Linked DNA regions of Mus musculus: region 1 is linked to region 2. The links are chromatin loops, found by intact Hi-C in ENCODE. Cell type or tissue: gastrocnemius. All regions are shown on one strand.

What was found. A loop is a pair of places that touch in the nucleus more often than their neighbours do. Peaks named below come from ENCODE experiments on the same cell type or tissue, not always from the same donor. Only the 100,000 strongest peaks of a DNase experiment are listed, where the experiment ranks them.
Region 1: it touches region 2 in a loop (3-fold over the local background); 30 of 42 quality-filtered maps call a loop at or near these places.

Annotation. Positions count from the first base shown.
Region 1 is chr17:66,204,629-66,212,628 of GRCm38, forward strand. No RefSeq gene overlaps it. Among named protein-coding and RNA genes, the nearest start is that of Gm20742, 16 kb to the left of the region's middle. In gastrocnemius, a CTCF peak has its summit at 4,333 (motif pointing left); no DNase peak of the experiment used is centred here.
Region 2 is chr17:66,152,437-66,160,436 of GRCm38, forward strand. No RefSeq gene overlaps it. Among named protein-coding and RNA genes, the nearest start is that of Ddx11, 33 kb to the left of the region's middle. In gastrocnemius, a CTCF peak has its summit at 802 (motif pointing right); a DNase peak (open chromatin) is centred at 4,021.

The DNA.
Region 1 (8,000 bases), 52 kb after region 2:
TTATTTATTTATTATATGTAAGTACACTGTAGCTGTCTTCAGACACTCCAGAAGAGGGCATCAGATCTCATTACGGGTGGTTGTGAGCCACCATGTGGTTGCTGGGATTTGAACTTTGGACCTTCGGAAGAGCAGTCGGGTGCTCTTACCCACTGAGCCATCTCACCAGCCCAAGGCCATCCTTTCTTAAATATGTGGCTGGTCACTCCATTTGTTTAGATGCTTGGTTGGTGGTTTAGACCCTGGAAGCTCTGGCTGGTTGATATTGTTGTTCTTCCTATGGGGCTGCAAACCCCTTCCGCTCCTTCAGTCCTTTCTCTAACTCCTCCACTGGGGACCTCGTGATCAGTAACATTTTCATAAGCTAACCACAAATTTGCCAGGGACAACAATCCTATTAATAATCTTTTTGAGAGAAAAACTAGCAAATCTACGTAGTAAAATGTCTATATTGGTCAAAGTGATCTGCTGGTAAGCCCCAGTCTGCATTGAGACTCTAGTTACATTTGTCACAGACAAGAATCTTGTCTTATTGAAGAATAAAAGTCCTCCATCAATGAAAGTATTCCTAAGGAGAAGAAAGTCCTTCCCGCTGTGCTGCACAAGTCATTAATTGGAGCCCTGTCGAGACAGAGGAGGTGACATGCCTTGAGTTTGAGGCCAGCCTGGTATACATATCATGTTCATGACAGCCAGAGCTACGGTGCCTCAAGAAAACAAAACATGGGGTAGAAGAGAAAGAAGAACTGAAGGTGAAGAATAAAGAGAAGAAGGAAAAGGAGAAGGAAGTGAAAATGATGAGGAGGAGGGGAAGAGAAAAGATGGAGGAGGAGAAAGAACAACAGGAAGAGGAGAAAGAAGAAAGAAAGAGGAAGAAAAAGAGGAAGAGGAAGAGGAAAGCATCATGCTAGAGAAACTCCAGTAGTTCAAGTCTATAGAATGGCAAACAGTATGGTGTGGCATAGCAGCTCACTGACCTGGAGCGGATAATCTAAAAGTGAGATAATCCACACAGTGAGAGACATCTGATTCTACAGAAAGGTGGTGATGGGAAGCTGCAGGGAAAGGCTCACTGTGGTCAACAAATGGTGCTGGGAAAACCAAGTTTCCCACCTGTGGGAGATTGAAGTCCCTCTGACCACACATTAAGATTATTCCAAATGAACCAAAAGCTGCAAGGGCAGGGCCTGAAATGCTCCAGGAAATCACAGCACACATAATCAATTAAGCCTAGGACTTTGAAAATTATGTGGGTAAGGTAGGAGATGGACTTAGGAATTAATATGTGGGCTTCCCTGAAGTTTAAAAACTTCTGCACAACAAAGGAAAAGTGACCAAAGGAAATAGATATCCTGCAGAGCAGCAAAACAGAAAAACAGTTGTCAACTCTAGATCTGGTTGATATTTCAAAACACATTGAAATCTGTAAAACTGTTGGGTCTCTGTACCAGAGTACATCCTGCAGGGACCCCTAGTTGGGCTGGCTAGAAGGAAAGGTCCCAAGAGGTTGGGGGTCTGGCCAGAGGAGCCAAAATGTTACAGTTCTTCAAGAGGTAGCTAGGACAGGGCAGGCTATTGGACCTCTTCTGCTTCTCCAGCAGCCCTGGGATGAGATGACAGTTAGAAGCCAGGGCAAGAGCTGGAGGAGCGGCTAAGGAAGTGGCAGGATGTGGCTGATGGTGGGGCTGTGATGGGCAGCCTATTTTGGTTGAATGAGGCTTGCTCCGGTGACCCAGTAGAAAACTCTACAAGGGATGGAACAACCACTAGGGAATGTGCTAGTACTGGGCAGTATGTCCTGAGCAGGAGAGTCAGGTCAGCAAGCCAGTCAGCATCCCTCCTCTCTAGGCTCCCTTTCACTTCCTGCCTCCAGGTTCCTGCCCTGTTTGATTTCCTGCCTTGACTTCTTTTCAAATGGTTAATGATCAGGATATGTGAGTCACATAAGCCTTCTGTGCCCCAAGTTGCTTTTGGGCACAGTGTCTGTCACATCAATACAAAGTAAACTACAACAGACATATACTTTATACACTGATCCTCATCAGGCAGTGGGATGTTCAATGACAAAGCATGAAGAAGGAAGGGAGGCTGGTAGACCCCGCCCCCTTGGAGAAAGGGGATTGGTGGGCAGAACTTTGGGGGATGGGCAAACCCTAACTGCCACAAGCTGTTGTTTAACTTACATTAACTACCCCACTGTCCAAGATGAGGTACTGAGTGAGATATGCTGCCTTCATCTCCACATGACATTTTGACATTTCTCACTTTGGGGCAGGGTGGTCTCAAGTCAGGGTTTCTCTGCATAGCCCTGGTATCCTAGAACTCCCTCAAGAAGACAAGGCTGGCAAGGAACTCAGAGATCCACCTGCCTCTGCCTCCCAAGTGCTGGAATTAAAGGTGTACACCTCCACCCCAGGGCTTCCTCGTGGCATTTCTATCTGTTCAATACCAAATGCGGAGAGCCCAGTGTTCATCCCCAGCCACTAGGCACAGGGATGTCAGCAGAAAGGAAATAATAGGCTTCTTGTTCCCCTGAGGGAACACAGTTTTGGGCGGGCAGGAAGAATACATTTCAGGCATTCTACACAGCAGGGTAATGGTCAGCAATCTCTCCTAAGATGTTCAGAGCAACTGCCAGCTTCCTTTGCCCTTGACATCTTAAGTAGGCAGCATGAAGACCTGGAACCCATTGATGGAGGGAGTTGGGTAGGGAATCAGCCAAGTTTGGATTCTTTCCAGAGTCAAATCTTAATGTCTTCATATTCTGTGCCCAGGCCCCAGCCTACTGGGCCTCCCTAGCTGAACAGTGAAGAGGCAGGAAATATTGAGGCTGCAGTTGACCTGGCCTATGGTGCAGGTCCTGTACTGGATAAAAGTCAACCAAGAGAAAGAATATGAAGGTGACAGATCTAGGAGTCCTCTCTCCCTTTCCAGAAGGCTCTCTACAAAGCTGAAACAGGAGTTTGGAGACATATCTGTCTCCTATTTTTTTTTTTAATACTAGAAACTAAATATACAAAATACTGAAACTTTGCTAACAGCCTAGACAGAAGGCACCTTATATGCGAGATGTCACCACATCAGTCAAGGCATGCAGGGGACAAAGCAAGCCTTTGTCCTCAGCCTCTAAAAGAGCTAGGTCTAGTGAAAGAATGTTGGCATGGGTGTACTGTTCTGCCATGGGTGTACTGGAATGACAGCTGTGAGAGAGACCTTCCTAGTGTCCAAAGAAACACTGCTTTTTTTTTTTTCTGGATGCACCGCTCCATGCCTCTGAGAATGTGATACTGCTGTCTGAGGGAGGACAGGCATGGCTGAATGGGACAGCTCCCACATGCTGCTCTCTGGGAGGCCATATCCAAGTGCAGAGCTAGAACAGTCACAGGGACCTCCGAGGACTGATGAAACAAAGGGCAGTCCTCAGCACAGCAGGGTGAAGATATCGCCAGGACCAAGGAAGCCCTCAGGAACGTGTGTCCTGTGACTATGAAATTGATCCTGGCAGCTGGGTAGGAACTAATGAACTTAAAATTCTGGCTAGCTGGGCCCTCACCAAGTATCCAGAGCTGCTGTTCACCCCATCCCACGCATGGGTCATGAAAGCCCAGCCTTTCTTGTGACAGAGGCTGACATCAGGCCCTGAGGCAATGAGCATCTCAGGAGGATACATAGGGGAGGTGGTGCTGGTGGTGTCCTAGGTCTGCTGTGCCTGTAGGAGGAAGGAGGAGTATCTCAAGGACTGATAGGATGTGGGGTTTGCTTAATTGGCCTCTGCCTCCAAAGAACAACCTGGTGAGGACCTGTCACTTCTGATGAGACAGGTGCCCCCTCATGAGCTCCACTGTAGGCTTCTCCCTGTAGAAGACAGTTAACCATCAAGGCAGGATGCTCCCCACTTTGGAAGAAGAGAGATGGAAAAGTCTTCAACATCCTCTGAGGCTTCTCCTGCAACTTTTGAAAAGTGCTTGCCATAAAGGGAGAGGGCAGTGCCCCTGAAGGAAGGAGAAAGTACTGACTTAGGAGGAGACCTCGGGCTCAACAGATGTTCCACACCAAAAATTCATTCATTCATTCATTCATTCATTCATCCATACATTCTCTCTCTCTCCCCCTCTCGCTCATGCCTCCACCCTCCCTCTGTCAGAGAAGAAGATTAATGGTCCTAGAATGTGATCAGGTTCTCCTGCCCGTGTTCCTGGTTTCCAAAGTCATGAAATTTGTTGTTCTGCCTCCCATAGCAGGATGTTTTTGGATTCAGGTCTCTGAGCTCAATGCCCTATTTCCTGGCAGTCACAGAAACTTTGCCAGACTGCTGCCTCCCAGAGCACCCAGCCTGCACTGCACTATGCTGAGCTCTGCTGCCCTCTGGTGGTCATGGGTTCTTTCCTTCGCTGGGATCCCCACTCTGCAGCAGGGCATTGCTTTCTCCTTATCAACTCCAACATCCAGATGATCCTGTCTGAGTGATCCACAGACTTCATTAGATCCACTGGGGTCCCTCTGCTCTTTGGAAACACCCTGGAAGAATTCCTAAGTGATCTTCGCATATCACTGGAACCTGAGAGGTTGGAAAAGCTGGCAGGCCTCGGCCAAGCAGCCTAGGCTTGTCCTGCAGATGACCCTCTCTAGGCACGAGGAGTCTCCAGGTTTCCAGCAAGGGCAGAAACCGTGTGGTAGGGCCTCCTTGTGTACACAGAGAAAGATATCCAGGCCAAGCCTTCCACTGTGCTTAGGGCATGAGCACAGTAGTAGTGAGATCAGTTTCTGGGAATCCTTTAACCTGGGTCCAGGTTGAGTTCCCATAGAGGACTACATAGAGCAACTTCAGGAAGGAGGACTGGGTTGGACTGAAGATAAGGGGAGGAGCCCTGCACTGAAATGCTGTCTCCCAGCACTTGGCTGATCAGTGAGTGGGAGGGAGTGGATGACATGGAGTGGATGCGTGTTTAGCACTTGGCTGATCAGTGAGTGGGAGGGAGTGGATGACATGGATTGGATGGGTGTTTAGGGCTGGGCTGGGCACTTTGACCTTTATGTTTTGGTATGAACACGGATACTCAGACACATACCCTGGCTGTCATGTTAAAAGAAGAGTTCTCCATGAAGAGCTCATGGACATCTGTCCTGCAGCTTCCAAGGGAGGTCAAGCAAGCATTTTTTTTGAGGAGCAGTGAGCATACTAAGAAGTCCAGGTTCAACTCAGTGGCTTGATGGAGGTCACACAACAAATGAGGTCTCTGGGTCCCTCCATTCTGCATCTTGCCGCCCCCTTGGGTCCCCTGAATCAATTGTTTCTCCCACTGCCTGTCCCATTGATCTTTCATTACTGGCCATACATGCTGTCTCTAGACATATGTTTATTACCATGACATTGTCAACTGTATTTAGTAATACTTTCATACTCCATAAGGATCCTCATTCTCCATAATGAAATTAATGTGGCTTGATATTTCAATCCGTTATAACAAATGTATGATATTCCTAGGATACAAGCCTGGGAACATAGCCATTTCAAAGAGAATTATTTTCTCTCTCTGGAGTCTATTTGTGCACAGTAGAATGTCTGTCTGTGGCATGCTAGTTTTGCAGACTCAGGCATGTTCTAATTTTTTAGCTCTCAGCTCTTGCTCAGAGACCCGAGGAAAATGCATTTGCAATTAGTACCCATCAGGTGACAGATGAGTGGATTTCCAGTGACACCACTTCCTGGTTTACAGAGGCTGCCATTCTCTGGGTCCTCATATGACAGGGACTTCTTTCTATCTGCACTTCAGTGCATGCTAAACTCCTATCCAAGGGACAAAATCTGTCCCTGCCTCCCTACAGGAGGCCTGTCTCTAAACACTACTCCCCAGCTGTTATTTTCTTACCATTTCAATCTGGGGAAGATTCAAGGATGGGACTCTTTGGAGCTGCAGGCTGTAAAAGAACCCTGAAAAACAAGTCTTTATTCCTGCGAGTTTGCTGAAGCTCACACAAGGGACAGCCACTGAAGAACACCCGGAGCGGGTGGGCTGAGCTCTTCCTGGGACTCTCGTTGAGGGGACAACCAAAGAAAATGAGAAGCATGGAGACAGTTTGGCCCCATGACATGTCTTCAGCCAGGAGCGGTTCTAAGCGCGGAGGCCTGAACAGACATGAACAAGGTCAATGCTTCTCCCTTTATGGGGAAAAAGTGAAGGAGAAGAAATTGGGGGGGGGGAGGGAATCATTCATGATCAGGGTCCAAGTCTTTGCAAAGATCCTTCAGACCAGCCCAAGATTATAACAAGGCTCTTAAGTGTGATCTATGTCCCATTTTTTCCCCTCAGAATCTCTCTTCTGCACAGATGCACAGATGATGTGTCATACCAAAGTCACAGAACAGGGAAGGCTAGGATGGTGTGGCCTGAGTAGGTCTCACTTGGAATAGTCTTGGAATTTTGCTTACTCATATTTGGTGAACCATAGTGTTTCTGTGTATCTTCTAGTGGGTGCCTTCTCTTCTTGAGCACCTGTTAAAAATTGGTACATATGGGTTTTCAGCTGCCCAGAGCTGGGACCTGGCACTTTGTCCCTGGATCCCTGTTAGGATGTTGTCCTGCAGCTCACCTTGGGTGTTCTGTCTGCAGAGGAGGTTCCCTGTGCTCTTATCTCAGAGAGCATCCTGCCCAGACTCCACCCAACATTACCATTGTATGACTCCCTCCGAACAGGTTCTGGGGCACTGAAGAGCTCTCAGGTCTGCTATGTCCTGCTCTAGGTTTGATTGCAAGACCAAACTCAATGGATTTCACATGGCTGTCTGCATCTAAGCAGGCGTTTAATTTCTAGTCCATGTGTTGGGATTGTCTGGTCTTGTTTGGGGACAGTATTTGATTGCCGTTATGGTCTGTTCAGATTGTCTCAGGGCATATTCTTTCTGGAGATACCAAGATTCCTCTGCTAAGAGTAATATTCAGGTATTAAATAAGTGTCGATATCATCATGGCATGGAACTTGAAAGTTGAATTCAGAAGCTGCTGCTTCTGGAGAGCAGCGATATCAAACAAATGGAGCGCAGATGCTGTTCTGTGACTTTCAGGAGAGCAGTAGTGTGCTTCTACATCCCTGCAAGTCCAGCGTAGGCTAATTTTACAGAGGCAAGCCCACACAAGGACTGGGGAAGGCACCACATGCTTACGTAACCCTGAGGTAATCCTCTTTTCTGAAGAGGCTGGCCATGAAGTGAGGTTGAGTACCTTCCTCGACCTCTGCTGATAGACAGGTCCGGGGGAAAAAAAATCCCAACACATGGACTAGAAATTAAACCAAAGTAGGTATATAGGAGTCCTTTGGTTGCAACAAAAGAAAAAGGAAGAAAAAACCAATAACAAATAAAACCAGCACCCTGCACTATAGGGACAATACCCCAACCAAAGCACAGATTTATACACACGGTGTTTCTTTTTCACTTACAGTTCCCTCACAAATGTTACATGTGAACAGGAAGCGAGAGTATCCCTCCCACCACATCTGCACTGTGGCTGTCTTTACTTTTGCCTTCAGGGACTTTTTCCTCCCTAGTGATAATGCCAAGCATGTATGTAGGGGGCTAAATGAGGTTTGTCCACAGAGGGAGGGTCATGTGCTTTAACGCCTTGTCCTCTAGTTGGTACATCTGATTGGGAGGGATTAGGCAGTGTGGCCCTGTGGAAGAGCTGTGTCCCCTGGGGCTGGGTTTGTAGGTTTCCAAACCCAGGGCATTCTCAGCGATTCCCTCTCTGCCTCCCACTTGTGGACCGAGTGAGCTCTCAGCTGTTCCTCTCCCAATGCCTTTCCTGTACCACAGTAGACTCTCAGTTTGTAGATAGGAGTCTGAAGTACACATTCACTTTTATAAGTTTGCTGCCTTGGTCACAGTGTCTTATTGCAGCAAAAGTAAGGAAGAGGCAGACCTTAGTCACTACTGTTTTAGTGGATCAAATCCCCTGATATTTTTACTCATTCCCAAGTCAAAGCCAATAGATACTTTAGTGGCC
Region 2 (8,000 bases):
CTTGTTTGGCCTCCCTTGGAAGCTGCAGGACACATGTACATGAGCTCTTTATGGAGAACTCTTCTTTTAACATGACAGCCAGGGTATGTGTCTGGGTATCCGTGTTCATACCAAAACATAAAGGTCAAAGTGCCCAGCCCAGCCCTAAACACGCATCCACTCCCTCCCACTCACTGATCAGCCAAGTGCTAAACACGCATCCACTCCATGTCATCCACTCCCTCCCACTCACTGATCAGCCAAGTGCTGGGAGACAGCATTTCAGTGCAGGGCTCCTCCCCTTATCTTCAGTCCAACCCAGTCCTCCTTCCTGAAGTTGCTCTATGTAGTCCTCTATGGGAACTCAACCTGGACCCAGGTTAAAGGATTCCCAGAAACTGATCTCACTACTACTGTGCTCATGCCCTAAGCACAGTGGAAGGCTTGGCCTGGATATCTTTCTCTGTGTACACAAGGAGGCCCTACCACACGGTTTCTGCCCTTGCTGGAAACCTGGAGACTCCTCGTGCCTAGAGAGGGTCATCTGCAGGACAAGCCTAGGCTGCTTGGCCGAGGCCTGCCAGCTTTTCCAACCTCTCAGGTTCCAGTGATACGTGAAGATCACTTAGGAATTCTTCCAGGGTGTTTCCAAAGAGCAGAGGGACCCCAGTGGATCTAATGAAGTCTGTGGATCACTCAGACAGGATCATCTGGATGTTGGAGTTGATAAGGAGAAAGCAATGCCCTGCTGCAGAGTGGGGATCCCAGCGAAGGAAAGAACCCATGACCACCAGAGGGCAGCAGAGCTCAGCATAGTGCAGTGCAGGCTGGGTGCTCTGGGAGGCAGCAGTCTGGCAAAGTTTCTGTGACTGCCAGGAAATAGGGCATTGAGCTCAGAGACCTGAATCCAAAAACATCCTGCTATGGGAGGCAGAACAACAAATTTCATGACTTTGGAAACCAGGAACACGGGCAGGAGAACCTGATCACATTCTAGGACCATTAATCATCTTCTCTGACAGAGGGAGGGTGGAGGCATGAGCGAGAGGGGGAGAGAGAGAGAGAATGTATGGATGAATGAATGAATGAGTGAATGAATGAGTGAATGAATGAATTTTTGGTGTAGAACATCTGATGAGCCCGAGGTCTCCTCCTAAGTCAGTACTTTCTCCTTCCTTCAGGGGCACTGCCCTCTCCCTTTATGGCAAGCACTTTTCAAAAGTTGCAGGAGAAGCCTCAGAGGATGTTGAAGACTTTTCCATCTCTCTTCTTCCAAAGTGGGGAGCATCCTGCCTTGATGGTTAACTGTCTTCTACAGGGAGAAGCCTACAGTGGAGCTCATGAGGGGGCACCTGTCTCATCAGAAGTGACAGGTCCTCACCAGGTTGTTCTTTGGAGGCAGAGGCCAATTAAGCAAACCCCACATCCTATCAGTCCTTGAGATACCCTTACCCCCTTCTACAGGCACAGCAGACCTAGGACACCACCAGCACCACCTCCCCCATGTATCCTCCTGAGATGCTCACTGCCTCAGGGCCTGATGTCAGCCTCTGTCACAAGGAAGGCTGGGCTTTCATGACCCATGCGTGGGATGGGGTGAACAGCAGCTCTGGATACTTGGTGAGGGCCCAGCTAGCCAGAATTTTAAGTTCATTACTTCCTACCCAGCTGCCAGGATCAATTTCATAGTCACAGGACACAGGTTCCTGAGGGCTTCCTTGGTCCTGGCGATATCTTCACCCTGCTGTGCTGAGGACTGCCCTTTGTTTCATCAGTCCTCGGAGGTCCCTGTGACTGTTCTAGCCCTGCACTTGGATATGGCCTCCCAGAGAGCAGCATGTGGGAGCTGTCCCATTCAGCCATGCCTGTCCTCCCTCAGACAGCAGTATCACATTCTCAGAGGCATGGAGCGGTGCATCCAGGAAAACTTTGGACACAGGAAGGTCTCTCTCACAGCTGTCATTCCAGTACACCCTTGGCAGAACAGTACACCTGTGCCAACATTCTTTCACTAGAGCTAGCTCTTTTAGAGGCTGGGGACAAAGGCTTGGCGTGTCCCCTGCATACCTTGACTGATGTGGTGACATCTCGCATATAAGGTGCCTTCTGTCTAGGCACCTTTCTGAGTTCGAGGCCAGCCTGGTCTACAAAGTGAGTTCCAGGACAGCCAGGGCTATACAGAGAAATCCTGTCTCGAAAAAAAAAACAAAAACAACCCCCAAAAAGCTTAATAATCATAGAATTTAGGAATTTTAGGAATTCTTATAAGATCACCATCAAGACTTAAGAAGTCATCTATTTGTCTAAAAACAAAACAAAACAAAAAATTAAAGTGTAGTGTGTGTTTGTGGAACTTTCCATTAAATGTTTATTTCCTTTTTCAAGACATTTAGTTTCTCCCTCCCCTCCTCTCTCCCTCCCCTCCTTCTCCTTCTCCTTCCCCCTCTCCCCCTCCCTCCCTCATTTGCCTCCCTCTCCGTCCCTCTCCCCTCTCTCTCCCCATCCCATCTCTCTCTCTCTCTCTCTCTCTCTCTCTCTCTCTCTCTCTCACTCTCTCTCTCTCTCTCTCTCTCTCTCTCTCTCTCTCTCTCTCTCTGTAAGCTGTGCATGTAAGTGCAGGCAATTATGATGACCAGTAGAGGGCTCTGGGTCACCTAGGAGCTGGAGGGAGTAGTGATGGTTAGTGTCTAGACATGAGTGCTGGGATCTAAAATAAGATAATCTCAAAGAAAAACAGTCTAAGCTCTTACCATGAGCCCTTTCTCCAGACGGCCCCACTGTGCTTCAAGAGTGGCTATTGGTGAGCTGCACTTGACTGTGGGCAGGGATGTGTCTGTTAGTTCCTCCCAAGAAGAACTAGTTAGGCTCTGACTAAATACTGAGTTTATCTTTAGCAGGAAAGACTGTAAAAGGACACTTGCTGTTCTAGAAAGTGGTACTGAACTGCACAAATGATCCGTTTTGAGAAATGAAAGAACTGGAATTCAGAGCAGAGTGACCTAAAAGTGAGACAGAGGGGAGGGTAAGGAGGCAGACATGTGTCCCACACTACAGATCTTGCTGCCTGAGTTGAGCATGTGCAAACTTCAATCTTCAATCTAATTATTATTGTTTTTTGACAACACCTAGAATTGCTACTTTGTGCAAAGGGCTTTCTTTCCGAGTGTCAGGACTGAGAATCTATAACCACAGGAGACATTTGTGGATCACCCTTGATCAAGAACAACCTGGCCTGGAGTGTTTCCTAAGCCCACTCAAATGTTTTGTCAGAGAAACAGCAGTACTAGTGATGTTCAGGCTGTGCCAGGAGCAAAAGTCAAATTTGCCTTCAGCAATGGTCCTGCTCTACCAGGCTCCTTGGTTGATATCCGTGTCATAACCACTCGGAGTGTCATGAACCTCTAGCTTGCTACATGGAAACTCCAGCTAAAAAGACATCTGGGATATGAAGATTGCAGTTTTCCAGAGACTCAAGTCAACCAGGACATGCAAATAGCAGGGTGACATGGTGATTGAGTCAGACTGCAGGATGGAAACCTGCTACAGCCAAAGTGTCACAACTCCTTGAAGGTAAAGCAGCGGGAAGGGCTCACCTGGCCACCCAGGAAGAACAGACTTTTTTACCAGGGAGCAGTGCCTTTGCAGACTTGAGCTCTTGTGATTGATGCCGGGGCTTCACGCTCCTGACAACTACCTGCAAGAACTTCCCTCTCTCTGACTGGTAGGAGCCCCTGGCCACATATGGCAAGACACACATGAAAAGCACTGCCAAAGGACAGCCTTCCACATGTGCCCGGATATTTGTCTCTCGTCTGGGAGAGTTGAGGCTCTCTTTCCAGACCTGAGCTCTGTGGATACCTTAGCCCCAGTGCTAAGGTAAGAAAAGTAAAGAATCCCTAAGTTGATGAGCACAGGTACCAGCTGCCTTCCCTTCCTGGCTTATGCCTCTGTTCTTCCTTTCACCTTGCACTGGAAGCTGTGACCCTCATAGATTGTATATCTCAAGCTATGGCACCTGGGACATCAGCATGCCCAGAGTGAAAGCTTCATCCTGCTGGCCATTCGCCAGTGAGTGTACTCCACGAGCATGGGCTAGGTAGGGGAAACCACTTCTGAGACCTTGTCCAGGTTCTGAGGTTGGAGCCAATCAGTCTCTGGTTGTCTTCATTGAAGGAAGTTAGGCAGCTCTGGGATCCTCTCAGCTTTTTTTGTGCCTCTGCCACACTCACCTGAGGCAAGGTGCCTGGACCCTATGGAGTGGGCCCACATAGAAATCACACACACATAAATACATACATGTATACATATACATGCACACAGGCATACACACACACACCCAAATCTGTCACCTTGATCGTCCTTCTGTAAGACAATCCAACCTCTGTCTATTCCTTTTCCTGATGCTTTTCCATGACACTTTCAGAGGCCCAGTGCCATTTCCTGCATTGACTCAGAGCACTGCTTTGGCCTTTCACATCTACTGACCTCTGCATCTTCTCAAAGAGCTGTGACTGCCAGGGCACAGGTGAGATTAATGGGGAGGGATAATGAGCATTTGAGGAGCCCCACGACTCAGCAGGGTTCATTACTTGTCAGCACTGCATTCATGGTTGCAATTCAATAGCTTATTGAGGATGGGTTTGGCGTTTTCAGGTTTTCATGTCTGCCTAGCATGCTGTCTTTGTCATGATCAGGATCCACACTTAATGCCTGACTATAGATATTAGAGTGCAGAATGAGGTATCCACTATCTAGTGTGTAGTCTCTAGTAGGCAAGCTTCCTCCACTTTTTAGGAATTAGAACCTGTAAGACACAGGTGCAGAGACCATCACACACAGGTAGCACAGCTGCTGGTGGGGGAATCGACCTAGAGATGTACATTCACAGGCCCCCTCCTCAAATGAGGTTTAAGGCAGGACCCTTAGCTGATTTACCTTGGACTCAGTTGAAGAAGATGGGGGAGGGGACAAAAAAATCAGTGGAAGAGTCTGTGGTCTCAAAGCCTTGGATTCTCTGCAAACTTTGGGAGGCATTAGTAATAGCTTTGTGACTTGGAAAGGGGATAAGACATATGGCTAGGGGAATGACTCTAGTGTTGATAGGGAACTTATCAATTATATGACTTCGGCTTCTCCTGCTGTGAGAAAATAAACAACAGGATGGTTTGTTCTGGTTCAGATGTGATGATGCCTCATGGTGGGAACATCAGGGTGTTAGGAGAAAGAGCAACTGATGTCATTGTGTCCATGGTCAGGGATCCCAAGCAGCTGAAGGATGAGAATGTAGCTGTTTTCTCAGTTTGATACAGCTGGAAATGCAGCCTGAGGGAAGGTTCTAGAAAACATTCTTATGTTAGAGAACAAACACTCTGAAAGACACACCAATACATGCCCAGATGTTTCCACCCAAGCACACACAGAGCCTGTCACAGTACACAAAGGAGGTAATTTCTGGGAAGCCAAAGTACCCATAGAGAGAAGTACTTTACGTGCAGAAAGATCATTTCAGATCAAGACAAATGCTGGCTACAACAGGAGAGGGGAGGACACAGGGGAAGAGCTGTGAAACTGCATGTGGTGGTTTGCACATGCTTGGCACATGGAACAGCACTTGTTGGAGTAGGTGTGTCACTATAGAGGTGGGCCTGTAGACCCTCCTGCTAGGAGCCTGGAAGCCAGTCTCTTGTTTGCCTTTGGAACATGATGTGGAACACTCATTGCTATGCCTGTCTAGACACTGCCATGCTTCCCACCAGAATGATATGGTCTGAAACTCATGACCATTGAGTCAGCCCCAATAAAATATTATACGTGACAAGGCAGTAAAATATTGCCTTGGTCATGGTGTCTCTTCACAGCAATGGAAACCCTAACTAAGACAATGCAGGGGAAGTAGGAATCACCTCTTGCCAGGGGGAAAAACTGTTGAGAGATGCAGTGTGGCTCACAAGTAGGAGGCCATCATTGGCCCATCCACCGTCTTAGGGAACACCACCTCTTTTCAGTCTGCTGAGTAAGTAGGAAATGGACGCCCACAGAGAGAAGGCAAGAGCACTGCCTGGTTTTTGTCAACTTGACACAAGAGTCACAAGAGAAGGAAAAAAAAAATCAACTAAGAAATTACCTATAGGGCTGGAGAGGTGGCTCAGCGGTTAAGATCACAGACTGCTCTTCCGGAGGTCCTGAGTTCAGTTCCCAGCAACCACACAGTGGCTCACAACCATCTCTAATGGGACCCGATGCCATCTTCTGATGTGTCTGAAGACAGCTACAGTGTACTCATACATATAAAATAAATAGAAAAAAATAAGTCTTTAAAAAAAAAAAAAAGGAATACCTCCACTTTTTGACCTGTAGTCATATCCATGGGCTTTTGTTTTTTTGTTTTTTTCGAGACAGGGTTTCTCTGTGTAGCCCTGGCTGTCCTGGAACTCACTTTGTAGACCAGGCTGGACTCGAACTCAGAAATCCACCTGCCTCTGCCTCCCGAGTGCTGGGATTAAAGGCGTGTGCCACCACTGCCCGGCAATGGGCTGTTTTCTTGATCCCTAAGCAGTGGTTCTTGGTCATTCAAGAAGGCAAGCTAAGGAAGTTGGGGAGAACGAGTCAGTAACTTTCCTCCATGATGCTTGCCTCTGCTCCTGCTTTACTCCTTACCCCAGCTTTCCTCAGTGAAGGGTTAGAGTGGAATATGCAAAGTAAACCAACCATTTGCTCCCTAACATGCTCTTGGCCATGGCCTTGATCACAGCCATAGAATCATCCTGGGACAACAAACAGCTGTAGGTAGTCGCACTGCCCAGGAACTGCTGCATGATATTTGATTAAACTCTGAACCCAGAGATTGTGCTTTTTTTTTTTAAGATTTATTATTTATTTATTATGTGTAAGTACACTGTAGCTGTCTTCAGACACCTCGGAGGAGGGCATCAGATCTCATTACAGATGGTTGTGAGCCACCACGTGGTTGCTGGGATTTGAACTTGGGACCTTTGGAAGACCAGTCAGTGCTTTTAACTGCTGAGCCATCTCTCCAGCACCCTGTGCTTTTTCCTTGAATAGTGTGTTCCTAGTTGTAGTATGACTCAACCTTAGCACACATATTTAATCACAGAGAAGGTGAAGTACTATGTAGAAAGTAGCATCCTGTTTAAAAGTCATGTCTAATTGAGTGGCAGACAAAGTGATGAATTCAAGAAAAATTTAACAGAAGAGGATATGCCTCACATGAGAAGAGAGAGGAAAAAGAACTACTTAAAAGAGAGAAGTTCAGAGAGAGAGAGAAGAAGAAGACAAGGAAGCAGTTTTACTGGGGAGGATTTTATAGGGATCAGGAAAAAACAAAACAAAACAGGAAGGGGTGAGCTTATTCCAAAGTAAGTCTTAGAGGCTGAAAACATTCTAGGCCTGGATAAGATCATATGGAGGCTCTAGGTTTCTAGGACTAGGCTTAAGCTATCCTCAGAGACTACAATTGCACTGAGAGATAAAGCATACATTTGCAAGGGAGAAACAGTGAACCACTGTCTTAGGGTTTCTATTCCTGCACAAACATCATAACCAAGAAGTAAGTTGGGGAGGAAAGAGTTTATTCAGCTTACAAATCCATACTGCTGTTTATCACCAAGGAAATCAGGACTGGAACTCAAACAGGTCAGGAAGCAGGAGCTGATGCAGAGGCCATGGAGGGATGTTCTTTACTGGCTTGCTTCCCCTAGCTTGCTCAGCCTGCTCTCTTATAGAACCAAGACTACTAGCCAAGGGATGGTCCCACCCACAAGGGGCCTTTCCCCCTTGATCACTAATTGAGAAAATGCCTTACAGTTGGATCCCATGGAGGCATTTCCTCAACTGAAGCTCCTTTCTCTGTGATAACTCCAGCTGTGTCAAGTTAACACACAAAACCAGCCAGTACAACCACCCTAGTTCATTGCTTGAGGGGAAGCAGGTCCTGCCTCTGAAGGAGCAGGAGCAGGAGCAGGGATGAGGATCCAGAGAGGGGTTCTTTTATTGGGTCCCTC